2 separate regions of the Homo sapiens genome follow, and region 2 is linked to region 1. Evidence: read pairs that join two places in POLR2A ChIA-PET (ENCODE). Cell type or tissue: GM12878. All regions are shown on one strand. Links, peaks and the distances in the headings refer to the core of each region. The heading gives the core; the rest is flanking DNA. Region 1 overlaps TEC (tec protein tyrosine kinase). Region 2 overlaps TEC (tec protein tyrosine kinase).

Region 1 (15,259 bases), core at 4,530-8,529:
TGATTGACTCACCTGGTTCATGGTCATCTCTCCCAGCTCTGCTATCTCTGCATTCATAGATACAACCAACTTTTTATGTTTGCGTTAGTTGTGCAGTTGTCTTGGGGTTAATGGGAGTCGTTAATTATGGCAGGAGTGGAAAATAAGGGAGACTTCATAAAAGAGATTACGTATGATCAGGACCTTGAAAAATGAATAGGATTTCAATAGGTGGATAAAGAGGGAGGAGCCTTCCAGAGAGAACAACTCGAGCAGATACATGGGGATATGAAAAGACCTGGTACATTTGCTTGCTTGAGTCCTGGAAAACAAGTGGTAGGAAAGGAAAAGGGAACTCAGATTAAATTGGACATGATTAGGCCAGGCTCGGTGGCTCACGCCTATAATACCAGCGCTTTGGGGGGGCCTAGGCAGGTGGATCACCTGAGGTCGGGAGTTCAAGATCAGCCTGGTCAACATGGTGAAATCCTGTCTCTACTAAAACTACAAAAGTTAGCTGGGCATGGTGGTGCATGCCTGTGGTCCCAGCTACTCGGGATGCTGAGGCAGGAGAATTGTTTGAACCTGGGAGGTGGAGGAGGTTGCAGTAAGCTGAGATTGTGTCACTGCACTCCAGCCTGGGCAACAGAGCGAGACTCTGTCTCAAAAAAAAAAAAAAAAAGAATTGGACATGATTACATTTATTTAGGATTGAGGAATGACCCTAAGGAGTATGCAGGTGGAAGAATGCAAGAGAAAGAACAAAAAGAAGAGGGGCAGGATGATCTTGTAAATGACAGGATGAAAACTTTATTGGAGTGATTGTAAAAGGTGAGAAGGAGTAATTAAAACAGTTAAAGAAAGCTCATAATAAGACTACGGGCTTTAGAGAGAAGAGATAATAGAAGAAGAGGTGGAAGGATTTTCAGGACAGAGTAGTTATGTGGAAGCAGGGAGAAGGGCAGAGGAATGAGACAGGACAGCTGCTGCTAGGATGCCAGGAGACGACAGCTACATACTAGGTATGAATCAAGTTACTTAGCCGTTTTACTGCCTGATGAATAAAAAGTAAGATAACTTACGTATTTCATGATAGTAAAAATGACTTACATTATGTAAGCCTCAGATGTTTCCCAATCTGTGTTTTATAGACTACAACTCTGGGAGATGTTAACGAGGTTCAGGGGAAATAGAGTAAGTTCTATGATCAAATGAAGTTGGGAAGCGCTGCATTCTATATGATTCACCTATTAAAGCCCCTGAGAAATGCATACAAGGAACCAATTTGATGTTGTTTAACCCAGCTTTTCCCAAATATACTTGTCCATTCATTCATTTGTTCATTCATTCAACAAGCATGCAGTAAATGTGTGCTATGGTAGTATGTTTTGAGTACTCTGCTGGCCACTGGTCCTAGAGTAGAATAAAGTCACCCAGTGTTCCTACATTTATGAGATTATGGTCTAATATAAGCACATGTTATCATCCCACAGCTCCTAGTGTTCTGAGGAACATGATTTGGGAAGCCTTCAGTTAAGGTATTTAATATTGCTTTTTGTGCTCTGGAATGGAATGACATGGAGTGATTGTCTGCCTATATCTCTGCCTTTATGTCTCTATCTTACATCAGTACCTCTGCCTCTTCACAGAATGTTTCTTAGACCTGCTGCCTTGGGCAGGGATAGAGCTGATGACAAGGAAACTTTCAGGTCTGGGAAGTTGGTGACTCACCCAAGATCACCCAGCTAGTTAGTTGCAGAACCAGGGACAGAACCCAGCTCTTCTGGCTCTAGGTTCTGGTTCTGTGCTCATTTCTTTCTTGGTAAGAAGGGACAACTTGAAATGCTTGAAAATTAAAAAAAAAATTAAGCAGACTCAACAGACTCAGTGAGATACTATGGCCTTTGCCAATTTAATCAACAATAGCAGGATTGACTTAAGGATCAGCAGCACCACCACCACTACCACTATCATCATCATCACTAATGCTGAGTAATTACTATAATCCATGTGCCATACTAAGCACTTTATGTATATTTGCTTATTTAATTCTTACAACTCTGTGAAGTCATAATTATTACCCTATTTTATAAATCAGGAAGCAAGCTCAGAGAGGTAATTGTCGGTGTTTATACAACTAATAAGGAGCAGAGCAAAGCTTCCATTTTAGGCTGTTTTCAGAGTCCAGGCTGTGAACTGCGTTCTGTTATCTAGTGAAATGTTTTTTCTGCTTTAGTATTTTCCTCTCAGAATCAGTTGGTCTTTTCTCTCTTCCATTTTAGCTTGCCTTGCTTCTTCGTCTTTGTAAAAACCAGATCTTAGGATCTGATTTGTTTATTCTATGTCAGGTAGCATTCATCCAATATTTGCTTCTACTATTTCTTCTCTGTAAAACCCATAGTCTTATTATGAGCTTTCTGAAACCATTTTAATTACTCCTCCTCCCCTTTTGCAGTCACCCCAATAAAGTTTTGATCTTGTCATTTACAATATCATCCCACCCCTCTTCTTTTTATAATAAAGGCTGTTATTTCTCTTACATTCTTCCACTTGCATACTCCTTAGAGTCCTCCCTCAATCCTAAGTAAATACAATCATGTCCAATTCAATCTGAGTATTTAATGAATAATATGTGAAGGAACTGCTTTAGGAGCTGAGGACCCAGTGGTGAATGCACAGAACAGGTTCCTTTCCTGTGAAACTTACAACCAGTGGGGAGAGTGCACAAGAAAAACAACACATAATCAAGAAAAGTGTCACACAGAGATAAGTACCATGGAAAGAATTAAAACAGGATAACATAGTGAGAATAACTGGCTGTCTACTTTAGACTGGGTAGTCAAAGGAAGGTCTTTTTTTGTGGAAGTGAATTTAAACTAAAATTTGAGTTATAAGAAGAAAACTGCAAGAGAGAAATGGGTGGGGAGGAGGGAGAAAGAAAATGGAGCACTCTTCCAGGTAGAGAGAACATTATGTGCCAAGACCCCAGCCATGAGTTTGCAGTGTTTGAAGAATAGGAAGAAGGCTGGTGTGGTTGAATCATAGTGGGCCATTGGGGAGTGGTACTAGATGCGGTTAGAGAAGTAGGTCATATACTAGGTTAAGGAGTATGGGTTTTAGTTTAAGTGCATTGGGTAGGCGTTGGAGGATTTTAGCAGGGCTGATGACATAGACTGATTTATGTTTTTTAATGAATGTATTTACTGATGCATGGAAAAATGATTATAAGGAGATAAGAAGGAAGTACTGAGACCCATTAGGAGGATATTCCAGTAGTCCTGATGCGGGATAATGATGGCTCTATTAGTTATTGCCACAGTAATCCTGTGTAACAAACAGTCCCATAAATTCAGCAGCATACAACAATTAGGATTTATTTTTGCTCATGAGTATAGGATGTCTGGGTAATTCTGCTGATCTTGGCTGGGCTTGGTTGATCTTAACTGGGCTTGCCCATGTGTCTGTGGTCCACTGTGGGTTAGGTAGGCAGCTCTGCAATATTGCCTGGGTTCTCTGATATGTTTGAGGGGCCAGCTGGCTGTCAACTAGTATAGGGATGGTCTCAGCTGAGATGTTTGGATCAACTCTGCTCTCCTCCATATGTACATTACATCCCTCTAGTAGGCTAGTTTGGGCTTACCCTCAGGCTGGACAGTTGGATTCTCACGGTGATCGCAAAGAAGCAAGAGAGGAAGTAGAAACAAACGCACACGTTTTAAGGACTCAGCTTGTGTCAAGTTTGCTACTGTCCCATTGGTCAAAGTAAGTTACATAGGTATATCCATAGTCAGTGTGGGAGGGCATTGCCAAAGAACAGGAATTCAGACAGGTGTGAAAAGATACAAGGAGATATGAAAAATTGGGGCCATTATTCCAATCAATCTATTGCACTCATGGGAGAGTAGTGAAGAATGAGAATCTTGAATAGGTTCAGGAAATATTTAGGGGTACAGTCCAAAGAACATGCTGATGAATTAGATTTGAGTATGAGAGAAAAGAATGAATCAGAGCTAATGCCTAGATACTTGGCTGAGCAGCTGGGGAGATTATGAGGCCATTTACTTGGATACTGGATGAAGAGCAAAATTTAGGGGACTATCTAGAGCTCTGTGTTAAGTGGTGTTGTGTTTGAGATACCTGCTAGATATTTAAATAAAGATGTTAGGGTTGCAGTTGGATACAGCAATCTGAGGTTCTGGAGAATGTCAAAGCTAAAGATGTAGATTTTGGAGTTATCAGCCTATAGATGGCTCAGCTGGAATTCCAGGATGCATGCCTTGGCTGGGATCTACTGAAATCCATCAGCCAGTCACCCTGAAGTCTTCTAGTCTATGCGTAACTGATAAGACTCACATTGTGCTTTGAATGTGCTTTTCTATTTCACTAGTTTAAAATATTAGTGTCTACTTGTATAATTTGTGCTGTGAACTGAAAACTACAGTTTTCCCACTCTGCCATGTACAGCCTTCTGATTTGGCAGAAATAATACTGAAAGGACACCTGCCAGGGTCTTAGTAATTCTTAGTTATAGTAATCTGAGACATTTCAGCTCAGGGTTAGCAGAAAGATCATGAAGTCAAGAAGCAGGGCTTAAATCAGATGAAGTTGGAATCTCCAAAGGTAATTACTTCCTTTGTGAAGCCATAGGTCTTTGGGACTGTTTCCTGTTACCTTGGGCCATTCAGCCAAGTACACCATAAAATACTTGGCCTATCAGGAAGGCACATACTAGCATTTAAAAAATTTTACAAACGTGCTGTTTAAATTATATTACACAATATTACCATGAACATAAGATTTACATTTCTGTCACATACTGGAGAGTGTATCTTAAACTGAATTTCACTCAAGTTTTGCCAAAAGTGGTCTTGAGATAATATTTAACAGATACAGACCAAGGATCATATTCCTGATTTACCTATTTCTGTACTTTATTCCTATTTCTTGAATTAACCAGATAGCAACCTATTTAGCTCAGCCCAGGTAGGAATGCCTTTACTAAGGCTTTATTTACTAAGCCATTATGAAATGTTAATATAAGAAGTAGCCTGTTGAGGAGCACTTTTGTGATTTCTGCCCAAACTGCTGTTGAAGACATTTTGTAATATCTTTCATTATCTTTTATGATCCCATAAACTGGTTTCTCTTTGGAGTTTAGTGACAGGGAAAATTTTTCTTTTGATAAGCTGGTGTGTAATTTATCATAAACATTATTATTCTATGAAGCATTCAAAAAATTCTTTAATCTCTGATATTTTGAGAAGCTCCAAACTTGACACACGATTACACAAAATGTTTCAGATTTCTGGTTTTCAGTGTGTAGTAGAATTGAAGCATATATGAATTAGGGGAATTCAACTCTGTGGGCCAGCCAAAAAAAAAAAAAAAGAAAGAGGAGACAAAGAGAGAGAAACAACAATGTAAAGAGTGCAGATGAACCTATTCATCTTTCCACCTGATGAGTATACACCCCAGAAGGGGTGTGTACTGGAGGCGTGTGAACCTGGTGCTCTCTTTGTCTGCCTGAGTCTGCAGAGGATATCCATGAGCATCTCACAGTGCTCAATGTGATTTGTGGTTAAAGATACATACCTTGTTATACAAACTGACCCCTAGGCCCATGCCAGATACTTTAGTCCCAAACCAGAAAACCTAAAATTGATTATTCTGTGGGCTGGATTGTTTGCAAAAAGGCCTGCATCATTCCCCTCCCAGTGTCTGCTCACCTTGAGTAGTCACCTCCCGTACTGACGCTGGGCTTGTGACTTGCTTTTGCCAGTGAAACAAGAGCAAATAAATGTAAAGCATTCAGAGACATGCAATGTGCTGTGTACTGGGTGCGTGCTCTCTCTTACTGCACTTAGGACCCTGAGGACTGTAGGAGCAAGCCCAAGTTGTCCTGTTCAAGAAGCCACGTGTGCCCTGGCTGATAGCTTATAATTGCCAGAAGCGTGAATGAGGCCACCCTAGATATCCAGGCCAGGAAAGCCCAACTGACCTGCAGAATCATGAGAAACAATATGTTTTTATTATTTGTACACCACTAATTATGGAGTGGGTTTTGTTTTTGTTCTAATCAAAAGCTAACTGATAGAACTTCCAGTGCTTCTGGACATTTCTGCTGATACTGTGTTGGACATATCCAGAGAGAGTGTATCAGTCTGCAGTGTGACCTGTGTCTCCTGTGGAAGACTCAAGGCTAATTGACTGTGTTCAGTTTTTACCCTATGTGCTGACTGAGAACCAACCCCTGCATAAGTCTGAGTTCCACTCTGTTTTCCACTTTCTGCCTTTTGGTTTCTGACTCCTCCTTTTAGTTTTAATTCTTGTCTGTATATTTACATGTTGTACATGTATTGTTTCTTAAATTACTTTTATTGAGAATAAATTCAATTAACATAAAATTTGCCATTTAAATCGTTTTACAGAGTAGTCTAGTGATTTTTACTATATTTATGATGCTATGCGTCATCGCCACTATCTAATTCCAGAAGATTACCATTATCTCAGAAAGAAACCCCACACCTCCATATCAGTAACCCACTTTCAGCCTGTGTGGATTTACCTACTCTAGACATTTAATGTAAAAGTAATCAGTACAACTTGTTGCCGTTTCTATCTGGCTTCTTTTATCCAACATAATGTTTTCAAGGTTCATTCAAGTTGTACCATGTATCAGTATTTCATTCCTTTTTAGGGTAGAATAATATCATATTTCATTGTATGAATATATAAATTTTGTTTATTCATTCATCAGTTGGCAGACATTGGGTTGTTTTCACTTTTTGGCTGTTGTGAGTAGTACTGCCATGAGCATTCACATACAAGTTTTTGTGTGAATGTGTTTTTAATTCTGTTGGGTATATACCTAGGAGTGGAAATGCTGAGTCATACGAAAATTCTATGTTTAACTTTTGAGGAACTGCCAAACTATTTTTCACAGTGCCTGTACCATTTTACATTTCCAGCAGCAATGTGTGAGGGTTCTGATTTCTCCACATTCTTGCTAATACTTGTTCAGTTTCTATTTTTTGGATTATATTCCTCCTAGTGTGTATGAAGTGGTATCTCGTCGTTTCAATTTGCATTTCCATAGTGACTAATGGTGTTGAAATTTTTTTATATGTTTGCTGACCATTCATATATGTTTTTGGAGAAATGTCTATTCAAATCCTTCACCCATTTTAACACTGGGTTGTCTTTTTCTTGTTTAACGGTAAGTGTTCTTTATATATTCTGGATACTAGACCATTATCAGATATATCATTTGCAAATATGTTTTTCATTCTGTGGGAACTTCTTGTAACCTTCTTCAATAATGTCACGCAAAAATTTTTAAGTTGATGAAGTCCTACTTACCTATTTTTCTTTTCTTGCTTATGCTTTTGATGTCATATTTAAGAAACCATTGCTTAATCTAAGGTCATGAAAATTTGTACCTATGTTTTCTTCTAAGAGTTCTACAATTTTAGTTCTTTAATTAAATCTTTGATCCATTTTGAGTTAATTTTTGTATATGGTGTGAGGTAGAGGTCCAAATTTATTTGTATCCAGTTATCCCTATACCATTGTTGAAAATATTTTTCTTTCCGCATTGGATGGTCTTGACATCTTGGTCAAAAATAATTGACCACAGTTGTGTGATTTTATTTCTGGACCCTTAATTCTGTATTGTTGATCTATATATCTATCCTTATGGAGTACTACACAGTTTTGATTGCTATGCCATTAGAGTAAATTTTAAAATTGGGAGTGTGAGTCCTCCAATTTTGTTCTTTTTTTTTTTTCAAGATAGTTTTGTCTATTAATTTTACTATATGGGTTTTAGAATCACCTTGTCCAGTTCTGCAGAAAAGGTTGTTGGGATTTTAATAGAGAATTCATTGAATCTGTAGATCCATTTGGGAAGCATTGCCATTTTAACAATATCATGTCTTTCATCCACGAATGTGGGATGTCTTTCCATTTATTTAAGTCTTTTTAAATTTATTTCTACAATGTTTTGTAGTTTGCCGTGCAAAAATCTCATTCTTCCTTGGTTAAATTTTGTTCCTGCATTTTTTTTTATTGAAACATGTCTCAATTTCTCTCTGTAGGTAGACAAGATAAAAATGATAAATCCGTAAAAATAATTTTTCTTGTTTTGAGATGGAGTATCACTCTTGTTACGCAGGCTGGAGTGCAGTGGCGTGATCTCGGCTCACTGCACTCTCTACCTCCCATGTTCAAGTGATTCTTGTGCCACAGCCTCCCGAGTAGCTGGGATTACAGGTGTGTGCCACCATGCCAGGATAATTTTGTATTTTTAATAGAGATGGGTTTCACCATGCTGGTCAGGCCGGTCTCAAACTCCTGATCTCAAGTGATCTACCCTCCTCTGCCTCCCAAAGTGCTGGGATTACAGGCATGAGCCACGGTGCTTGGCCCAAAGTAAATGTTTTTAATGTAGCTCTTCAGCTATTTTAATGTAGCCAGACTTTTTTCCTAGAAGTCGGGGAATGAGGATACTAGATTTCTAGTCTCAAAGGTGTTATTATTATGTTTATAATTTTGGCTATATTATCTTAGCTTTTATTTATTCATTTATAAAATTGTACCTGTCAAAGTGCCATCTACTCTGTCCATTTTAATGTTTTAGCGATTAATAGTAATAGTAATGCTATGAAGATTAAGTTAAAACAGTAATACTGATAGCAAGCACTTAAATGGCATCTATGTGCCAGGTAACTATTCTAAGTGTTTTCTGTGTATAAACTTACTTAATGAAATTAAATACTGGGTGGGGTGAAGCTTTAAAGGACTGTGTGATTTTTTTGTGTATGTGTGTTTGTGTGTGTATGTGTATGTGTGTATACACGTGTACGTGAAGTCTTTTTGGATGACATTTGGAAAACTCATAATTTTAATCTAGAGTTCTCAAACAATAGTTATAGTCAATGTTTAATTTTTTTTTTTTTTTCCTGGAGAAGGACTCTCGTTGTGTTGCCAGGCTGCAGTGCCGTGGCGCGATCTCGGCTCACTGCAACCTCCGACTCCCTGGTTAAAGCGATTCTCCTGCCTCAGCCTCCTGAGTAGCTGGGATTACAGACACGCACCACCACACCCAGCAAATTTTTGTATTTTTAGTAGAGATGGGGTTTCACCATGTTGGCCAGGATGGTCTGAATATCCTCACCTCGTGATACTCCCGCCTCGGCCTCCGGAAGTGCTGGGGTTACAGGCGTGAGCCACTGTGCTCGGCCTAATTTTTAAAGATTAAGATATTAATAACTGTATTAATGAACAAAGGGAGGGAGGTGATATCTCTCAACTCTGCCTGTTTGGGCTTTAATTATTTCACCTCTCAATTGAGAAGTTTGAATCCAATGATCTCTAATCTTAGAGTGCCTAGCTCTCATAGTCAGCTGTCTAATGGCTTAGATATGATATCTCTCTGTCCTGTGTGTGGTATTTGAGAAGAAGGATGTTGCAGGGGAAGGCTCTTTGAGGAATTAGATCAAAACTCCACAGAAGTGTGAGCTTGGGGAAGGCAGAGCTTGTGTTTTCCATGTGGAATGTTATATCCCTGTCACAGTACCTGATATACAGTAGAGTTTAAATAAAATGTTTTGTTGAAAAATGAGTGAAGAAATAAACATAAGACTGGAAAGAAGTCATTTTGGGTTTGATATGATTTGGCTGTGTTGCCACCCAAATTTCATCTTGAATTCCCACGTGTTGTGGGAGGGACCCAGTGGGAAGTAATTGAATCATGGGGCAGGTCTTTCCGATGCTGTTCTTGTGATAGTGAATAAGTCTACAAGATCTGATGATTATAAAAGGGGAGTTTCCCTGCACAAGTGCTCCTCTCTTTGCCTGCCGCCATCCACGTTAAGATGTGACTTGCTCCTCCTTGCCTTCCACCATGATTGTGAGGCTTCCCCAGCCACGTGGAACTGTAAGTCCAATTAAACCTCTTTCCTTTGTAAATTGCCCAGTCTCGAGTATGTCTTTATCAGCAGTGTGAAAATGGAGTAATACAGGGTTTTAGTTTCTTTTAAATAGTAGAAACGTGTATATGTGGATTGAGTGTGGGGAGAGGAAGGAGTATTAAAATGGATATATTTAAATTAATATAAGCTGTTTCTTACTTTTTGTATTTCTTCATACTCATCTTGTATTTCACAACACTGAGCCCTTGGCCTGGGATGTGCCTTTGCCTTGCCATCTACCAACTTACTCAGCTTTTTAGCCCAGCCCAGGCATCACCTTTGCTGGTTATCTCTCTACCTCTTTTTTTTTTTTTTTAATTATACTTTAAGTTCTAGGGTACATGTGCACAACATGCAGGTTTGTTACATAGGTATACATGTGTCATGTTGGTTTGCTGCACCCATCAACTTGTCATTTACATTAGTTGTTTCTCCTAATTCTATTCCCCCACCAGATCCCCAACCCCCAACAGGCCCCAGTGTGCGTTGTTCCCCGCCCTGTGTCCAACTGTTCTCATTGTTCAATTCCCACCTAAGAGTGATCTCTCCACCTCTTATCTCCAGGCAGAGTTGAAGCTTGTAACCATCTGTGGTCTAGCACTGATCACATGGTAATGAAATTGTTAGCTTCTGTTGTGTCTGTCCCTTTTACTAGGGTATGAGTATCTTAATGGCCATGTTTTATGTTTTATTTTGATAACATATCTGGCATTTAGCAGGTGTTCAGTTAGCAGTTGTTGAGTGTGTAAATGTGAACCAATACAGAATAAAGATGAGGCAATGACCAACTGACCAATTGCTTTCCTGAGTGTTTGCTGCGTGTAAGGAATTTTATGTGCATTTCTCTTACTTCTCAGGACAATCCTTTAGAGTTGGTATCATCATCATCCTCATTTTACAGATAAGAAAGCAGTCTCTAAGGAATTAAGTAACTTGTGTAAAGTTATGCAGCAAATAAATGGCAAAGCTAAGATTTACAGCCAGGTTAAGCAGACTTACCTGTTTAAGTTACTTCCACTAAAATCAGGGTTCTTGGCCAGAATTTCCAGTAAAAATAATGAGTGAAATAAGATACTGGACATCAGGTGACATCAGGAAAAAAAAGATCTTCGGGATGATGTTTAAAGAACCATTGCTTATGTCTTCTCCAGCAGTCTCAGGAAATAGATTAAAAATTGGGTCTTTTAATATATCAAAAGGTACAGGCCTGCCCTCTCAGTGGTTGAATTTTCTGTTTAACACAGTAGTAAAATGAGGAACAAGTGGGTTTCTAGATCAAGCTACATAGAATAATTACATTTGGGGGCTAAAGACAACATTAGAGCTCATCAGCCTCAGCCCCATTAATCTTACAGATATCACAAGACCCACAGAGTTTGTAAGTTTGGTCCTCAGTTGCTTTGTCAGTTAAGGGCAGAGAGTGTTCCTTTACATCATGAGGCTCACTTTATATATTAATAGAAAATTTAGAATAATGGTAGATAAAAACTTGTCATATTAAAGAGACAAGAGCATGAGAGCTTGGTTGAAATACCATCACTTCACACATTGGAGATAGTATCTCTGAGCTTCTGGTCCCCCTCAGAAAAAAAGAACTTCCTGCATAGGACAGAATTCATCATCAGGGGCATCTCTGAGAAAAAAGGATCCTGTAAGTTGTTTGTTAACTTATGATTCCAAGACTTTGCTAATTTAAGATGCAAATGAATATACAATGGTCCCTCCTTATCTGTGTGGCTTTTGAAATAAGAGTTTTCTTTCAGATTTGCCCACTGATAGTAGGAGGAACTACACATGGTGAAAGATCTGAAGTAGACGCTTCTGTTACCTTTGAGATTTGGCTTCTGAAGTAAATACCAGCAAGCTAGATAAAGTGAAATCATTGTCATCCGATAAATACTTACCGAATACCCAATATATTTCAGGCAGTGTTCTGGGTGCTAGATCAGGCCAAATATTATATTTTATTTTGTGTGGCTTGTGTAAGACAGAATACTCAGAGGGAAAAGAAGACTTGGAAATATGCTTTTGAGAAATTGATATGTAATGGAATTGAGATTTATGTATACGTGTAACATGTACACAAACATTAATTTATTTTGTTGTGGGTCCATATTGCTTATATAAGTAAATTTGATTTTCAGAATTTCACACAGCACTGGAAGAAATTGGACATTGACTTATTTTACCAATGTAGCCAGACACTGCACATTACCACTTTTAAAGTCCTTAATAGATTGTAATGTCATGCGTTGTTTTTAAGGTACTCTTTTCACATTCTTCTCTAGAACAAAGATCATTTCTTGTTCATCTTTGTTAACCACCTTAGTGCCTCATGCATGGTTCCTAATACATCATGACTGTGCAATAAATGTCAGAATAAATAATCATGAATGTCTCAAATTATTTCTGTGGACAAATTAGCTCATGAACTGAAAATGGTAAAAAGATGGTTGAGTGAAGAAGAGGAAACATTTGAGGGAAGGAAGAAAATTGACGAGGATAAGAGATGAATGAAACAAGAATGAGGTGGTCAAGAATGCTATCATATATTATATGTCCTGGTAAACTTCTGCTGTGTTAGAAACCATCCAAGACTTAAAGGGATACAACCATTTTATCACCCTCATGAATTCTGGAGGTTAAGAATTAGTGCACAGTGGGGATGTCAAGGCTCTTATCTTGGAAAACTTTAATGGCTGGGGGTGACTTGAACCACAAAGGGCTGGAATCATTTGAAGGTCTCTCACTCATGTGTCTGGCTTCTAGGCTGAGATGATTTGAAGGCTGGGCTCAGCAGTAATTCTGCAATAGAACTGTATGTGATTTCTCTCCTTGCAGTGAGCTTTTCTCAGTATGGTGGCTGGGTTCCAAGAGGGAGAATATTCAAAGAGCTAGACGTCCAAAAAAATCAAGCAGGGCTACTTGGGCTTTTATGTCCTAGTCTCAAGACATTTCTACTATACTGTATTAGTCAAAGGAGTCATAAGCCTACTCCAATTCAAGGGGAGGTGACATAGACCCATGAGAAGAGTGTCAGTGAATTTACAGGTATTTAAAAAAAAAAACAGAAACAGCAGCACTACATATTATAAGTGGACCAGATAATGACAATGATGAATAGAGCAAAGAACAGGAAAGTTCATTATCAATTTACTTCCTCAGAGATGGGACATATGACAATGTCATTAGACACTTTCCAAACAGTAGTTAGATTATGACATACATCCATGATACTTTTTGAGTATAGTTGATAATTTTTATTTGTTACAAATCATCTATGAGAATGTTTTCTATCAAATTAGTGTTTTTAACAGTTTTTTTTTTCCTGTTAGGGATCAGGTATGTAATGGCTGGCATTTCAGTTTTTGAAATTCTTCATTAACTGAGCTCCATAAGCTTTAGAAATAAGGGCAGATACTTGTCTGGTCAAATGTGCCTTTATGATCTAGTGTGTTCTGCAGTTCCAGTTATGATGCCGACCTTTGGTAATCTTTCTAATGATTCTTTTATAAAAAGTCTGCCATTTGAATATACTCACTTTGCCTGACTGCCCACTGTGCTTTGGGACTTTGTTGGTCTGTAGAGAATCTTTTTATCATGATGTAGACTTGAAAAAGAACTTCAGCTTTCATGAACTTGAACAGGGAAATGGAAAGGACATAGAGGGAAGAGAGGAGTTATAATGAGTTCAACTGTTGCATTAGACTGTGGTTTTATTTTTGGGAGCTAGAAATCACATATTCCTTTATGTCTGAGAAGAGGTAGCGCAGATTACATTAGCACAAGGCTCTGCTGGCTCACAGGAATCACCGGGACCATTGGAAGGTATTTGTGATGAGGTAGGTAGGGCAGTAATAATGGTCCTTGGGGAAGGTGAGCCCATCCACCTTTTTCTTGTGTTGTTTGTCTGTTTTGGTGCTTTTTTCCCCCTCCCTCCTTTCTCTTCCTGCTTTTACCCTTTTCTCTTTTTTCTTATCAACTCTGAAGTGTTTGATGACTGGGACATGGAAAACTATGTTATTCCTGTAAATATGTTTTAAACACTTTTTATTGTGGAAAATTTCAAACATAAGTAAAAATAGGATGATATAAGGAACCCCTAGTATTTATCACTAAACTTCAATAGTTATCAACTCATGAACAATTTTATTTTGTCTATACTCTTCCATACCCTTCAGATTAGGAAGCAAATCACAGACATTATTTTATCTGTGAATTTTTCAGTATATATCTTTAAAAGATAAGAACTCTGAAAAATATAATCACCATACCATCACACACACACACACACACACACACTCACAGAGCAAATCATAAACAACTGAACACTATCTTAATATCATCAAATCCTCATATCATCAAACAAATATTACCGATGAACCTTAATATCAACAATATTGAGTTAGTATTCAAGTTGCCATAATTGTCTCATACATTTCAGTTGAGAGGTCTCTTAAGACTAAATATATGTCAGACCCTCCTGAATCTCTCTCTTTTATTTTTGTTCTTAAATTTTTTTTTGTTAAGGAAAGTTTCTCATTTGTAAAAAAAAATTGAATGTACTAATGACTTGGACTCTTCATTCCTATTTTAAAAACATTGAGAAAAGAATATATAGACACGGATGAATGTTTCATATTAAAAATAACAGAATACTGTGGCCAAGGAACAAACATTGGCATTTGATTATCTTATATATAATTTCCAAACATTCTTTACTCTGATGCTTTCTCCTAGTAAAAGGCCCTGAAAATCACTGTACCCACTGAGAAATTTGTTTTATCTTATTTTCACTTGTATTGTTTCCCTCTGCAGTAGCAAGAAATAGACAAATATTCGTTTTATACAAGAAATTCCCTTATCAGAGGAGAATTGGTGTCAGAATTTGCCACTTAAAGTGAATCCAGTTACATTTCACAGTAAACAGTAAAAGAGAAAAAACCTGGAATGATTCAGACTTTATCCTGAAAACTAAAGTGAAAATATGTTTACCTCATATTTAGAACCATTTAGATTATAACTAATTCATAGGAAAAAGAGTGAATCTAGTATTTTCTTGATATCATTTTCTGACAAAATTTTAATCAAAATTTTGACTTCTTTTACGTGTGAGTTTGTCAGCACAATTTGAAAGAGAGCTTTTTTTTTCAAAAGCATTAGAAAGTTTTACCAGTTTTTGCAAGGGTTTTCCTGTTCCATAGAATAAATGTTAACCGACTATAACAAAGATACCATGATATATAATTTCTAAAATAAGATAGAAATATACTTGTCTCTCACAAAGTAAGTGAACTAGTCTAGCCTCT
Region 2 (15,259 bases), core at 1,394-5,393, 51 kb after region 1:
AGTAATATTGCCATGGTTGTTAAGTTTCAAAATATAAAAATCCATTCTTTTTGGCCAGGCATGGTGGCTCATGCCTGTAATCCCAGCACTTTGGGAGGCCGAGGCGGGTGGATCACGAGGTCAGGAGTTCGAGACCACCCTGGCCAGTGTGGTGAAACCTCATTTCTACTAATAAAATACAAAAATTAGACAGGTGTGGTGGTGCGTGCCTGTAGTCCCAGCTACTCGGGACGCTGAGGCAGGAGAATTGCTTGAATCTGGGAGGCGGAGGTTGTAGTGAGCTGAGATCGTGCCTCTGCACTCCAGCCTGGGTAACAGAGTGAGACTTTGTCTCAAAAAAAAAAAAAAAAAAAAAAAAAAAAAGAAAGAAAATCCTTTCTGTAGCCCAGACTGGAGTGCAGTGGTTGTTGAGTGATTGAATGGAATCCAGGTTCAAGGAAAATATGATAGATTTGTTTTGTGTCATGTGAAAGAGATGTAAATGAAAGAGATAAGGAGAGATGTTTGCCTGGGTAGTTTAGAGATACAGATTTAAGACGCAAGTGAGAAGTTGGGGTTAGAGAAGTAAATTTGGAATCATTGGATCTGGTTCATTTAATGCTGTTTATCCTAAAAGGAGGTGGCTTCCTGAGAGGACATGCTGTGGGCTTTGAAGCCAGGCAGATCTGCTCTGAATCTGGATCTGTCATTACCAGCTATGAAATTGGGCAGTTGATGAAACTTTCTAAGTCTCAGTTTCTTCACCTGTAAAAGGAGAAAATACCTGCCCTGCCAGGCCATTTGTATTTAAGCCTCTGGCCGATAGAATATTAGAAACCTTTCTGTCCATTGGCTTCAAAGATGCTTTAAGAATGAAAACATTTCTACCTTAAAAACAGAGACAATGGAAAACATTACTTTCTTTATCATCTCCTTGGTACCTTTGAATATACATTTTGCACAGTGAAAATCAAGACTGGCTTCTGGGATTAGAAACAGAAGGGCTCTGTGGCCTTTTTTAGTTTAGTTTTTTCTTTTTTCTTAAATTTAAATATACTTCTATTGTGTGAAGGAGAGAAAAAAATATATTTTTTCCCCTTGCCTATCTTAGTTTTTCCAGCTGGGGCCTTTTAAATTAGACCACCAAAAGAGAGATTAACAGGAGAAAAGCATAGAATTTTTATTTAGTAATTTTTACATGTACGTGGGAGCCTTCACCAGGAAAATAAAGACCCAGGGAAGTTGTAAGGGTTGAAAGCTTATATATTATGTTGGACAAAGAGTAGTAAATTGGTAAATTGTAAAGATATGACAGGGAAAAGGAGTTGGGGCTATTTTGAGAGCTTCTAGCTAATGGGATTCCAGTACCAGGTTGGCTAGCAACCCTGTCCTGATGGGAAATGCAGGGTAGCTGGACATGAATGTCTACAGTGTCCCTTTCCTGGGGTACTTCTTTAGCCTGGAGGATGGTTTTATGCCTAGTTAGCCCACCTGGAACCTGGGGACTCCCTCACATGGGGAACTTGTTTATCTTATTTATCTGGCAGCCACTGTTGTGGCTCTTGTCTGACCCATGTCCAGCTTACACCTGCCTGACCATCGCCCTGGCGCCGGGAGCCTGACTTGATATTCCCCCCAGGATCCCTGGGAAAGCATGGCCTGAGGCAGCTGCAGCCACTGGTTCTTCAGATGAAAAGTGGAAACTCAATACATCACCAGGTAGGAAATGAGTTCAGAGATTTTTACTTACAGATCTTGGACAGGAAGGGCGGAATGGGCTGGGAGGGCAGTCCTCCATCTCCGGGTTGCATGAGGCAGGAATGGAGTCAGGCAGAGAGAGAAAATGCATGTGGGAATTGGCAGTATATATAAGGGGTAGGGTGTGGGGTCACTTTGAGTTCCTGGGCAAAGGCCTAAATGGTGCTTTTAAGGGAAGCTTCGATAAAGTGGGGAACCCTGTCTGCTAGATAGGAGAGATGCCTTTAAATTCTTATCTCTGGCTGCTGGCCTGAGCCATTTGGGTGTGGTGTGGAACTAGAACTATCAAGGGTGACTGAGCCCTGCTTTGGGTATGAAAAAGTTGAATCTATTCAAAATGGATGCTGAGGCAACATGAAAGTATAAGAATTCACTTCAGGACTAGGACAGTTAATTGTGGAAAAGTAGCAAGATAAGGACTAGTATAACAAGGTTTGTACAGCTTTCCCTCAGCCTCAGCTCCCCATCTCTGGTGATAAGAATGAATGTCTTTCGTCCTCCTGGTATAAGGAGGGCACCTTTTTCATGGGAGTTAATCTCATGCTTTCAAGAAGAACAAGGAAGGTCACAGTGCCCTTCTTGCATGTGCTGTTTTTTTTAAGTGCCTTTAACTCAATCCATATGCCGAAGTAGCATATTTTTGGGTGCTTACCATGTGCCAAACATGGTCTTATATGCTTTTTAAGTATTAACTTTAATCCTGTGAACTGTTTGAGGCAGATACAGTTACTATTCCCATTTTACAGATGATGAAACTAAAGAACAGAGAGGTTGAGTACTTTGCCCAAGGTTGCAGAGTGAGCATGTGGCAGAGCTGGGACCCCAGCCCATGCAGCCTGATTCCCAGAGCTCTGAACCATTGTACTGCACTGCCTCTGGATAGCTTTGTGATATTTTTTGGGCTACCAAATTGTGTGTTTATAGAAGGATCAAACATATATTAATCTTTATATTCACCGGAATATGACTTAGCCGTCAAGACAGCCTGACAAACCGGCAAAATATGTCTTTGTAACATTACTCTTGTGCTTTGAAGAGGAATTTTTGACCAAAGATGCTCCCTGCTATCGTGTGTTAAATGCTGTGAGTTACCAGAGATCAATTGTTCCTAACGTAAAAAGGAAGTGCTAATCTAGTCACTGGCTGGCTCAGTATTGGTTTCATACTGTAAGATAGAACTAAAATAACAGCCTCGAAGGGTAAAAATAGTGGAGTCACATGAAGCATCAACCGTCATTTTAAAAACAGAATTGTAAGACCCATGAGGAAAGGTTAATTTCTTTTTCTGTTTGAAAAGAGTGGATGTTGGTAGACACTGGTCGTTTCTATTACGGCCTCCTGTAATTTTAGAAAACCGATATTTGTCATGACCTGAGGAAACATCTCATTCATGGCTTTTATAAGACATAGTCAAATTCAGCATCAACTCTCAGAAGATCTTTCTTGGAGTCTAGAAGGTAGGTGTGAGGATCGTTTCTTAATCAAAACTAGTGGCTCTCGCTTTTAGGTTTCCTAAGGGCTAGTATGCTTTTCAAAAATAATATTAGTAGCTAAATTGATCAAGCACTTAAACTGTTTGTCAGCGTTCTTCCAAAAGCTTTACATGAATTGACTCTTCGAATTCTTACTGCAATCATATGAAGTTCTGGTGCTATTATTCATCCCATTTAATAGCTAATGAAGTGTAGGCACAGAGAGGTTAAGTAACTTGTTCAAGGAGATACAGTGAGTAAGTAGCAGAGCTGAGATTCAAACTCAGACAGTTGGGCTTCAGACTTTTTGCTTTTAAGCAGTAAGCTCTATTATAGAGGCCTGCTGGTTCTTAGCCCAGGGAGATCTAAGACGTGTAAACCAGAATGCCTGCCCACACTGAGTAGGGATCTTCCCCACTCAGTCTACTAACTTGCATGCCAGTCTCCTCTGGAAACACCATCACAGACACAATCAGAAGGAAAGCTTTACCAGCTCTCTAGGCAGTCCTTCTTCCAGTCAAGTTGATACCTAAAGTTAACCATCACACCTTCCAAGACTGGTTGCTGCATAGGTGCTATAATGTGGTATCTCTGTACCACCAGAAGGGAGGTGAGGCGGGGGTAAGGAAGAGAAAAGCAGACAGATAAAGCTTCTGTTGCAGGTGCTGGTGGGCACTCAGTGAGTGGCGTGGCTATTGGACAGTGGGGATTCTGTATTTTGCACTGTGGGGGCATCTCTCAGAATGGCCAGATATTCTGCAACAGGGATGAATGAGAGTTAGTTTCACTAGAGCAATTGAGAGTTAGTTGCATTAGCAAGAGCAAACTAAGAGGGAACAAATAGTTTAATTATGGCTCCTAGCTGTGATAGCCAGCAAAGAGTACAACATTGCAGCCTAGATTTCTGTATCTTACTCATTTGCCCTTGATCAATTTGTTTAACTCAGTGCCCCATTTACCCAACAGTAAATTGCAGATGCTAAATGACTCATTACTTTGGCAGAGTCACTGGTTCTGTAATTAATTATGGAGCACTTTAAGATTGATGAATGCAAGGAGCTGTGCACACACGACCTGTACGAGCAGTTGTATAAACATCGGGATTGTTGTTGTTTCTAAGGCTTGCTTCCTGTTCTGAGCCCAGTGTGCACTTTACCACAAAGGACAGCAAAAGCTTTATTAGTAGCAATTAAGAAATGTGCCATCTCTGCTTTTACTGGTTTATGATGGGCTCTTTTTCTATTCTCAAAAAAAAAGTTTGTAAGTAGATTCAGTTACAACTTTGATCAGGCTTTAAAAAATATTTGAGAAGTGTTTTTTAACCTTTTATCATAGAATATTTACAACTTACTGAACAGTAGACAGAATAGTACAGTGAACCCCGTGTACCCATTACCCAACCAAGTAACCCTAGTCACACTTCCTCCCACCTCATTATCTATAACAAATCCCTTCTACTCCCATTGTCTTGCAGAAACCACATCATTTCTTCTACAGATGGTTCAGTATTCATCTGCAGAAGTCAGGGAGCCCCCAGCTTAAGCAGAATCTTAGTGCCATCACCACACTCTTAAATATCAACAGAACTTCCTTAATATCATCAAGCACTCAGTCAGTGGAAGAAATTGTTTTAAAAATAATTTTATCTACAGAATGTTCACAGTTGATGGGTTGTATTACAAAAGTTTGCTGTAAGTTGGTTATTTGCAACACCAGTTGAATGAATATTCCTGTAGAAACTGTAGTAAAAGCAGTGATTGGCCCGCATTAAACCCACAAAAACCCATGGAATACATAATGAAGCAATTCTGTGTATTTCTCTTTGAGTATTTTACTGAGGGGAGAGTTGATGGGCAATTCACCGTCTGCTACTAGAGACCTGGCTCCAAAATACATTTTCTCTTTCTTGTGGGTGTTATTATGGTGATTCCTTCTCCCTGTGCCCACTTCCTCACTCCCCCCAACTCTCATCATCTACTCATCAAACTTCCCATTAGAGAAGCGAGAGGAAGAAACTTTACCTGGTATGGCTGACTGTATTCATTGAAAACAAGGAGGGAATGTTTCTCTTTTAGGGGGTAGCAAAGGGTATAGGAAAGCTGCCATTATATGCAGTTTAGTATTTTAAAGACGTCTAGAAAACAAACTGCAATGTGATCTCTTTAACATTGAAGAGAACTAGAGAGATATATAGGGCTAAGTAGCAGCTGATTTAAAGACCAGGTTAATGTTCTGCTTTCGCAGTTCCCTAGCAAAGCTCAGTTCAGTTTTAAGTAATTTATATTTCCAGTCCATAATTGTGTGCATGCCTCTGTGCCCTCCACTAACATCAGATAAGCAGGGAGTGGGGCTCTTCTTTGTAGAAGAACTGGCTAGATATAGGCAGGGTAGAGGCAAAGTTTCCAAGAGGCTGTGAGCCTTTCGATGCACCTTTCCAGAAATCCAGCCCCAGGGGAAGGCTTTAGGAGAATTGCCACAGGGTTTCCCACCCTCAGGGCTGTCATTGCTCTGGGTTATCACTTCATCAATCCATTGGTCATGGTTGGGATACCAGGAGGTGGGGTGGGAATGGTGTTCCCCCTTGGGCTGCAGTGGTAGGTTTTGTTCCACAGATTTGGCCATTGCGTATTTGGATTACTTGCTGCCCCTGCCACCCACCATCTATCCCAGAAATTGCATTTTCTGTCTTGCCCTATTTGCCATCTGTAACTCTCACCCACCAGAAACTTACAAAGCTTATCTCTCCCAAGTTCCTCTTGATAAGAAATCATGTTTATGTGATTCTAGTTATTTCCACTTTCATAAAGATATAAAGTATCATTAAAAAAAAAACCCTAACACATGAAGTGCTTACTGGACAGCCTCAGAACACACACGCAGTCCTACTAGAGAAACAAAGTGCTACTAGTCAGTATTAACCATAGAAACCTAAGAACTGAAACCTAGGCTAAAGGGCCTTCCTTCTTTTTTGTTGCTAAGAAAAATAAAACAAAACAAAAACAAACAAAAAAACAGGCCAAAAGATGCTCACTAACATATCCAATGATAACCATCTCTCCCTTGACAGTAGTTACGTTTATCTCTGAAGATTGTAATGGGACAGTTACTCTGTCACTTGGGTATTACTATGTGCAGCAGTACACTTTGATGGAATAGAGAGGAGAGGAAGCAGAGTCTGGGATTATTTCCAGGAAGCAGGTCCTGGAGATTCCTGGCTTGCCTGTGCCCACCTGGTGTGGTATAGGTCTGAGAGAACTGCAGCAGAAGAAAGAAAAAAGATAGAAGATAAAAAATATGAGCAAAAACTCTTCTCGAAAACGGCGTAGTTAAGAAAAAGTGGTGGTGCTGGTTATGCTCTTCAGGAGGCTGAGGTGGGAGGATCGCTTGATCCCAGGAGTTCAGTCTGGGCAATGTAGCAAGAACCCTATCTCTTAAAAAAAAAAAAAATCAGAAAAAAAGGAAAAGAAAAAGTGGTGGCTACAACTGGATATTGTGAAATTAGACCTGAGAAAAGTCTAACTGCTCAGCAATTCCACTTAGTTGAGTCCTCTCCTATTTATTTATTCATTCATTCATTGACTTATTCAACAAAGTTATTGGGCACCTGCTAGGTGCCAGGTTGCCAGGTGCCAGGCTCTGCTGCAGGTGCTGGAGAGGGAGTAGCTGTGCCTTTGCTGAGCTTCCAGTTGGTGACCTTTATTAGACCTGCCTTGAAGAAGGGGTGATAAAGAGAAGGCTAGGACCAAGCAGCAGCCTTGGTAGGAGGTGTTGAATTTATTTTATTTATTACTCATTTTCATTTAAGACTGAGTGAATCAAATGGATGGGTGAGTTCTTTCTAAGTTGGAATAAATACTAGGGCAGAGCCTTCATTTAAATGAGAGCTGATCAATTACCTACTTCTGGCCCATTATAAACCAGAGTTATTTTGCTTAATCTTTCTACTCATTTTTTTTTCTTTTACCATTGTTGTTATTGCAGTTTTAAGCTTATGATTTAGAACATTAAATTATTACCAAAGAATTTTATAGTTTCCAAGTATCCCCAGACTTCAGGGTTTCCGAGAGCAGGGGCCATATTTTTTTCAGCATTATACAGGTATGCTCCAATGACTGCACGTATTTAAATTGCATTATTTGATGAGTTTTCACATTAGGTATACATCCATGAAACCGTCACTACAACAACTGAAACACTGAGTATGCCCATAACCCCTAAAAGTTTTCTCATGCCACTTTATCTTCATACCTCCCTCTTCATGCCCACCATCCCTAGGTAATCGCTGATCTAATTTTTGACATGATAGATTAGTTTGCATGTTCTAGAATTCTAGAATAAACAAACTTATATAGCAGGTACTCTTTTTTAGACTAGCTTCTATCACCCAGCATATTATTTTGACATATATTAATTTGGTTATAACAATATTGCATTTCTATTACTGTGAAGTACTCCATTGTATGGCTATACCACAATTTGTTTCCCCTGTTGATGGATGTTTGGGTTGTTTCCAGTTTTGGGCTATTATAAATAAAGCCACTATGAAAGTTTTTGTGTTAGTCTTTGTGTGGACATATGCTTCCATGCCTTTTGTGCTTAGTGCATTATCTAGCATGTAGTATATACTGAGCAAATATTGTCCTGAGTGGTTGTTAGACTTCACCTGCATATCTTTTATGGTCTTAGTCTGTCACCCAGGCTGGAGTGCAGTAGTGCCATCATAGCTCACTGCAGCCTTGAACTGAGTTCAAGCAATCCTCCTGCCTCAACCTCCCGAGTAGCTGGGACTGCAGGTGCACACCACCACACCTGGGTAATTTTTAAATTTTTTTTGTAGAAACAGAGTCTTGCTATGTTGCCCAAGGTGGTCAACATAGCAAGTGTTATGTTGCTGGGATTACAGGCATGAGCCACTGTGCCCTGCATTGCCTACATTTCCATGGTAATTGATAAATAAGACCAAATTACTTTTAAAAATAGTTATTTAAAATATTATTCTGTTTTAAGAGAAAGAATGGTTCTGCTATTATCCTATTTCCCTAGTTTGTTCTGTGATATTTTATGCATTATAGTCAAACTTAACTGTCTACTCCTATATTTATTGAGTTCCTGGAATATTTACTGAATTCATCCTTAAGGAGAAAGTGAAAAACTATTGGTATGTTACCTAATGAAACAATGTAAATGCCAGTGAAATATTTAAAAGATCTGTATTAAATATTTTTTTATTGAACTGTATAAGAAAATTAGAGAGTATATAATATTAAAAGTTAAGGCTGTTTATATGGGAAAAAAGTTTAAAGGCTGAAAAATTGTATAAATCTTATATTTAAAGGCAAAAACAAACCAAATAACTGACAGTAAGTGATTGTGAGGGTCCAGATAAATTATGCTATGTGCCTGTGAGCATCTCACAATTAATCCTGAAAATAATCTAGGAGATAGGTTATGTTAATCTAATAATTTTAAGATCCCCATTTACAGATAAGGAAATAGAGACTAGAAGAGGTTATTTAATTTGCATGGGGCCACAGAGCTGGCATTTAAGCACAGCTTGCTGGTCACTGAAGCCTGGGTGCTCAATCATTATGTCATATTGACTCTGCTGTGTTAAAACATTGAGACAATACTGAAAATATTGTGGCATGTTCAATAAATTTTTTAAAAAGTCCCCTAGCAGCATAGTCAATTGCTGTGTATATTATTCACATACATGTCTCTGAAAGTCAGTCAACTTTACAAGTTCTTCATCAGTTTTAAACTTTCCTAATAACTTCTGATTTTATATTTAGGGTAACATTTTTGTAGTTTTCCCATCATTTACATTTGCCAGCCTGTTTCTAGTCACTTCTTATTAGTCTCAGGAGACAGCAATATCCAGTCTTTTTTCCTTTAACAATCAAATCACCATTGTCTCTTGCACTTGAGGCTCTTTGGCACTCTGGATCCAGTTGTGATCCACAGATAATGCTCTATGATTATCTTTCTATTTCTTGCCTCAAATTTTAAATAACTTTGGGAACTTTGATTCGTCTTGCTAGGGCGTCAAAATGCTGTCCATGACTTATTTCCTACCTCGATTATAAATGCTTTGTAGGTAGGAAATCTATCCCATATTTCTTTGGTTCTTGCTAAAGAGGTTTCTGACATCACATTGGTCTGAAATCCTGGAGTCAGAGAAATTTGCCTCTCAGTAAAATTCCAAGTGAACCTGGGAAGATCATTTTAGCAGACACATGGAGAGTAAGAGGGTTTTGCTAATGTGTAATGATAAATTGAAATTTGTTGTAGAGAGTGCCTCTGTGGGCTTCTGTTTCTTTAGAAATTGGCTCCATGAAGGCTTAAACTTTAGGTGTGGCAGTTAGTAGAGTTAATTTAGGTTTTTAAATGGGAAAATTCATAGTTATAATCTGATAAATACTCACCTGGCATTTCAGACAGTATTGAACAAGTCTCCAGTCAGCATACATACTCACTAGAATTGCAGGAAAAGTACTTAAGACAAATGAAGTATTTACATGTTATTGCTTTCAAATCTAAATATTAATGTTTGTGGTGGTAGTTAGCACCCTACTTCCCATGATGCTTAGCTCCGAGTGCTAAACAGATGGTAGATATTTCATATACTAGATATGGCCAGGGACTGTTGTCCCTCACAGATCTGCAAAGTGGGAGTCCTTTCTGTTGCTGTCACCTAGTGTCAGTTTCCCACAGGTGTTTTTGCTCTTGCTATTTTTGGAGAGGTAACATGGTATAGTGGTCATTGGAAGGCTTAAACAAGTTGATATGCGTAAACCATAGGACAGCACCAGGCACACAGTGCTATTATAAATCTTACCTATTATTCTTTATTATTTGAATATGGGTTAAATCAGATACTATGATTTAGTATATTTCCATTCACCACATGGAATCTGATCATTTTGCATCTTTGCTGCCAGATTCAGATCCCAAATGCCAACACTGAGTTTCACGTAAATTCTTATTTCCTAGTGAGACATTTCCCCATGCACCATTCTAGGCTGAAAATGTGTCCAGGTGGGAGATCTATCTCCAGAAGCCAAATGTTGCCATAAAAATCCATTGTCTATTTCTGCATTTTCTGTATCTTTTCAGTAAAATGTATTGAAACCTCGGGGGTGGGAATAAGTAGGCATTTTGGATTTGTCTGGAAATGCTTACGTCTCAGGAGAGGTGGCTGAGAGTTAGTGTGTGTAACCTTTATGGGGTTTTACCTGAACATATCCCTGTAGATTGAATCTTGTTATGTGTAAGTCAGTGTTCTCAGGGTGCTCTTCACACATGTGTTGGGAGCGTGTTAGGCAGGCCTGGTGGTCAAGGAATACAGGTACAAAATAACAAATGTCAAGGAATGTTAGAATTCAAAATAAAGAGATAATTTCAGCCAGTGTTGCCCAAACTTCAGCCGTTACATATACTACTTAGATGAATTTGCCATATATGTGCCATCTGTAAAGCACTATTTATCTAATGTTTTCCTTTAAATAATTTAATGTTTTTTTCCTTAGACACAATTATTTGAAAAGGAAACTGTATCAGTCAGTAAATGAAAAACCATGAATAAAAGGTAATCATAAAACTATATACAGTAATTACAAATGTTTATCCAAGTTCCACCTAAAACCACCTCAGCTTGAGATATTTAACTGATCTTTTTCCTGGCAATTCATGCGTGTGTGCGCGCATATGCATGGGCGCGCACACACACACACACATGCACACACACACCTTGTTATATTGCTGTGTACTTTCCATCAAGCATCATCATAAGAAAACATTTTCTTTAAAGTTTTAGTACTATTAAAAAGAATTCCTTTTAGTCCTGCATGTATTGACCTGAGATGTCTATGGTATATAAAAGTGAAAAAAATGCAACACACTCCCAAATATAAATGAAAGTACTTGTATAAGTATGTGAATGCACACATACGCGTGCATGTTTATGTCTGTGTATATGTATGTATAGCATACATACATACATATGCTTGTATGAGTATTCTAAATACTCATACAGTGTAGAGAGAACACTTGAATTGTTAAATTACTTTTGAGAGGTATTGGAATGACTGGGAAGAAGGTTTGCTTCTTCTTGTTGGCAGTGAGCATGGAAAAAATTAAATAATGAAGATTATAAAGGAAAAAACCCTCAGAAACCACCAGAGCACTCTTTGGGAAACACTGATTTAGTTCAGCATGTCTCTTTATCAATAAAAAATCTGAGGCATTGAGTAGCTGAGGTGTGGAGTACTCTTAATCTAGAATATATTCTTTAAGATAGCTAACTGCTATAGCTTACAATACCCTGAAACTCCTGCCTTACCACAATAGAAAGTTTCTTTCTTCCTTACATTATATATAACTGCCTTCTACATGGTGTTTCAGGGACCCAGACCTCTTCCATTTAATGGCTTCATTGTTTTTCAGTCCCCACAATCTTTCAGTGGATCTTTTGAGTCCAGTAGGGCGACAAGGAAGGGGATGGAACAGGAAGGATAGTGTGAAAGGTTTTAGAGGATGGGAAGTAATGTTATGTCACTTCTTTCCATGCCCCCCTTGGCTAGAACTCAGTCTTATGGCCTCACTTAAGTGCATGGCAGATAAGGAAGTGCAATCTAGCTGAGCCAACTCCCCAGAAAGGGGAGGAAAAATGTGGCAATCAGAGATCGCTAGCATAGTCCTTGCTCCAAGGGAATTTGTAATCTTTGGATTGAATTTATTAATTTTGGCATTCCTTGAATTCAGAAGTCTATTACATGAAACTTAGGCAGTAAGAGATCTGTATACATTTATTTTTACACAATGTATTGTAATTCCTACTAATGTTAAGAATTAAACCATTTAAATCACTTTTAGACTTAATTCAAAACACATAGGTTAGTAAGTTTTGCTTTCAACCGTAATAAAACACATCTGGTGATAGGTTTTAGCTCTGGGGCCACAAAGGAGAGTTGTGAAGAGGGTTGCCAGGAGGTATGGAAAAGTCTTAAGTGGTCATAAGATCACTTAGGGGGAGAAAACAACACTTGAATTTTAAATACAGTGAAAATATGTCTTCAGAAACTATAATTGCCTACATCAACACGATCTTATATGAAGATTCTGTGATTTTGGAAATGAAATTTTTGCCTTCATATTTCTTTTTTTTTTTTTTTTTAGTATTTATTGATCATTCTTGGGTGTTTCTCAGAGAGGGGGATTTGGCAGGGTAATAGGACAATAGTGGAGGGAAGGTCAGCAGATAAACATGTGAACAAGGGTCTCTGGTTTTCCTAGACAGAGGACCCTGCGGCCTTCCGCAATGTTTGTGTCCCTGGGTACTTGAGATTAGGGAGTGGTGATGACTCTTAACGAGCATGCTGCCTTCAAGCATCTGTTTAACAAAGCACATCTTGCACCGCCCTTAATCCATTTAACCCTGAGTGGACACAGCACATGTTTCAGAGAGCACCGGGTTGGGGGTAAGGTTATAGATTAACAGCATCCCAAGGCAGAAGAATTTTTCTTAGTACAGAACAAAATGGAGTCTCCCAGGTCTACTTCTTTCTACACAGACACAGTAACAATCTGATCTCTCTTTCTTTTCCCCACATTTCCCCCTTTTCTATTCGACAAAAACGCCATTGTCATCATGGCCCGTTCTCAATGAGCTGTTGGGTACACCTCCCAGATGGGGTGGCGGCCACGCAGAGGGGCTCCTCACTTCCCAGACGGGGCGGCCGGGCAGAGGCGCCCCCCACCTCCCAGACGGGGCAGTGGGTGGGCGGAGGCGCCCCCCAACCTCCCTCCCAGATGGGGCGGCTGGCAGGGCGGGGGCTGACCCCCCACCTCCCTCCCGGACGGGGCGGCTGACCGGGCGGGGGCTGCCCCCCACCTCCTGGACGGGGCGGCTGCCGGGCGGAGGGGCTCCTCACTTCGCAGACGGGGAGGCTGCCAGGCGCAGGGGCTCCTCACTTCCCAGACGGGGCGGCTGCTGGGCAGAGGGGCTCCTCACTTCTCAGACGGGGCGGCCGGGCGGAGACGCTCCTCACCTCCCAGACAGGGTGGCGGTCCGGCAGAGACACTCCTCAGTTCCCAGACGGGGTCGGCCAGGCAGAGGCGCTCCTCACATCCCAGACGGGGCGGCGGGGCAGAGGCGCTCCCCACATCTCAGACGATGGGCGGCCAGGCAGAGACACTCCTCACTTCCTAGACGGGATGGCGGCCGGGAAGAGGCGCTCCTCACTTCCCAGACTGGGCGGCTGGTCAGAGGGGCTCCTCACATCCCAGACGATGGGTGGCCAGGCAGAGACGCTCCTCACTTCCCAGACGGGGTGGCGGCCAGGCAGAGGCTGCAATCTCGGCACTTTGGGAGGCCAAGGCAGGCGGCTGGGAGGTGGAGGTTGTAACGAGCCGAGATCACGCCACTGCACTCCAGCCTGGGCAACGTTGAGCACCTAGTGAGCGAGACTCCGTCTGCAATCCCGGCACCTCGGGAGGCCGAGGCAGGCAGATCACTCACGGTCAGGAGCTGGAGACCAGCCCGGCCAACATGGCGAAACCCTGTCTCCACCAAAAAATGCAAAAACCAGTCAGGTGTGGCGGCGCGCGCCTGCAATCCCAGGCACTCCGCAGGCTGAGGCAGGAGAATCTGGCAGGGAGGTTGCAGTGAGCCGAGATGGCGGCAGTACAGTCCAGCCTCGGCTTTCACAACTTTGGTGGCATCAGAGGGAGACCGGTGAGAGGGAGAGGGAGACGGGAGAGGGAGAGGGAGAGGGAGATGGGAGAGGGGGAGGGGGAGGGAGATGGGAGAGGGGGAGGGGGAGGGAGAGGGAGAGCCTTCATATTTCTTATAGAGATTTTCCTCTTCCTGTTTATATTCTGGATATTACTTTAAAAACTATAATCTTTAAAATTATGCCATGCTTATGTATATATTATGCCATGCTTATATATATATTACTGGTTTCTTAATATGTTTCTTTTTCTCCTTAGTGTAAAAACACTTTATAAAATATAAATCACCCATATAAGTTACTATTATAAGCTAGTTTAAAGGGAGGAAAAAATAATGAGATACCAAGTAATGGAATGCCAAGTTTTTGTTAGAATTTTGTCCTTGGTAAAGAGGCAGCAGTTTCTCATAGAATCATCAAATTGGAAGTGCCTCTAAATTCTATTCATTTGACTTCTCTTAGAAAGCTCTATGTAAAAAATTATTCCCAGTATTCACAAGAAAAATGTCAAATCCATCCTTTTTTTCGTTTCTCTTAATTAATGTGTTCTGCTGTACTTAAGACCCATTCTTCTAAATCTGTTCTGAGTGGAAAGGGAAAAGACTACATGTATGAATAGAATAGGCCTTTTAGGGTCATTTGGTGTTTTTAGTAGAATATGTCATTCATTTTCTTTTCTGTTAAACAGTTGACTGGAACTCTTTAGTCTTTCACTATTGACTCACCCGAACTTTCATTGTAAATATGATCATTTGTCTCTGTAACCCTAGAAGATGTTGGGTTTTTGTACATTCCATAAGGGCAACGGATTGTGTGTGTGTGTGTTTTCAAGTCTCTATTATGGTACTTTGATATCTGTGCTTTGCAGATGGTAAAAGGACACAGCAGTCAATATTTAATGAACATGGCTGAAGGACTAAACCAAGTTCACAAACTAAATACAAATTGTCGTGAGGGAATGCAATGAATGTTAGCCACAGGTTTAGTGCTATGCATGTGTTGAAGACCGCAAGTTCTAAATTTTGTCTTCTTAATTTGATGAAATATTTTATCCCTCAATAATATTTAATGTGTGTGTGTGTGTGTGTGTGTGTGTGTGTGTGTGTATTTTTTTTGTCTGCCTGGTCCTTTGTTGCTAAACATGCCATTTCAGCAGTCTGCTTTGGGTTTGTGTTTGAGATCTGTTTTAATTGTTGTGGCCTGTTGAGAAAGAACACAGACAGACTGAACACAAAACAATTCAGTGGTGCAAAATGAGGCCTAATGATAGGATAGCAATATATGTACAAACAGAGGTTCTTTATAATTGAATTGAGA

What was found. ChIA-PET counts read pairs that join two places held together with the same protein. Peaks named below come from ENCODE experiments on the same cell type or tissue, not always from the same donor. Only the 100,000 strongest peaks of a DNase experiment are listed, where the experiment ranks them.
Region 2: POLR2A ChIA-PET joins it to region 1 with 11 read pairs; 3 of 35 experiments call an interaction of 5 or more read pairs at or near these places.

Annotation. Positions count from the first base shown.
Region 1 is chr4:48,238,975-48,254,233 of GRCh38, reverse strand. The region is part of intron 1 of TEC (tec protein tyrosine kinase); the gene reads left to right. Among named protein-coding and RNA genes, the nearest start is that of TEC, 23 kb to the left of the region's middle. In GM12878, for the core only: no CTCF peak of the experiment used is centred there; DNase peaks (open chromatin) are centred at 6,248 and 6,853; H3K4me3 peaks cover 444 bases; H3K27ac peaks cover 3,074 bases.
Region 2 is chr4:48,184,560-48,199,818 of GRCh38, reverse strand. All of the region lies in intron 2 of TEC (tec protein tyrosine kinase), which reads left to right. Among named protein-coding and RNA genes, the nearest start is that of TXK, 58 kb to the right of the region's middle. RefSeq lists enhancers at 1,887-2,056, 3,616-3,665, 3,686-3,735, 13,314-14,039. In GM12878, for the core only: no CTCF peak of the experiment used is centred there; DNase peaks (open chromatin) are centred at 2,206, 2,908 and 4,685; H3K4me3 peaks cover 3,285 bases; H3K27ac peaks cover 4,000 bases.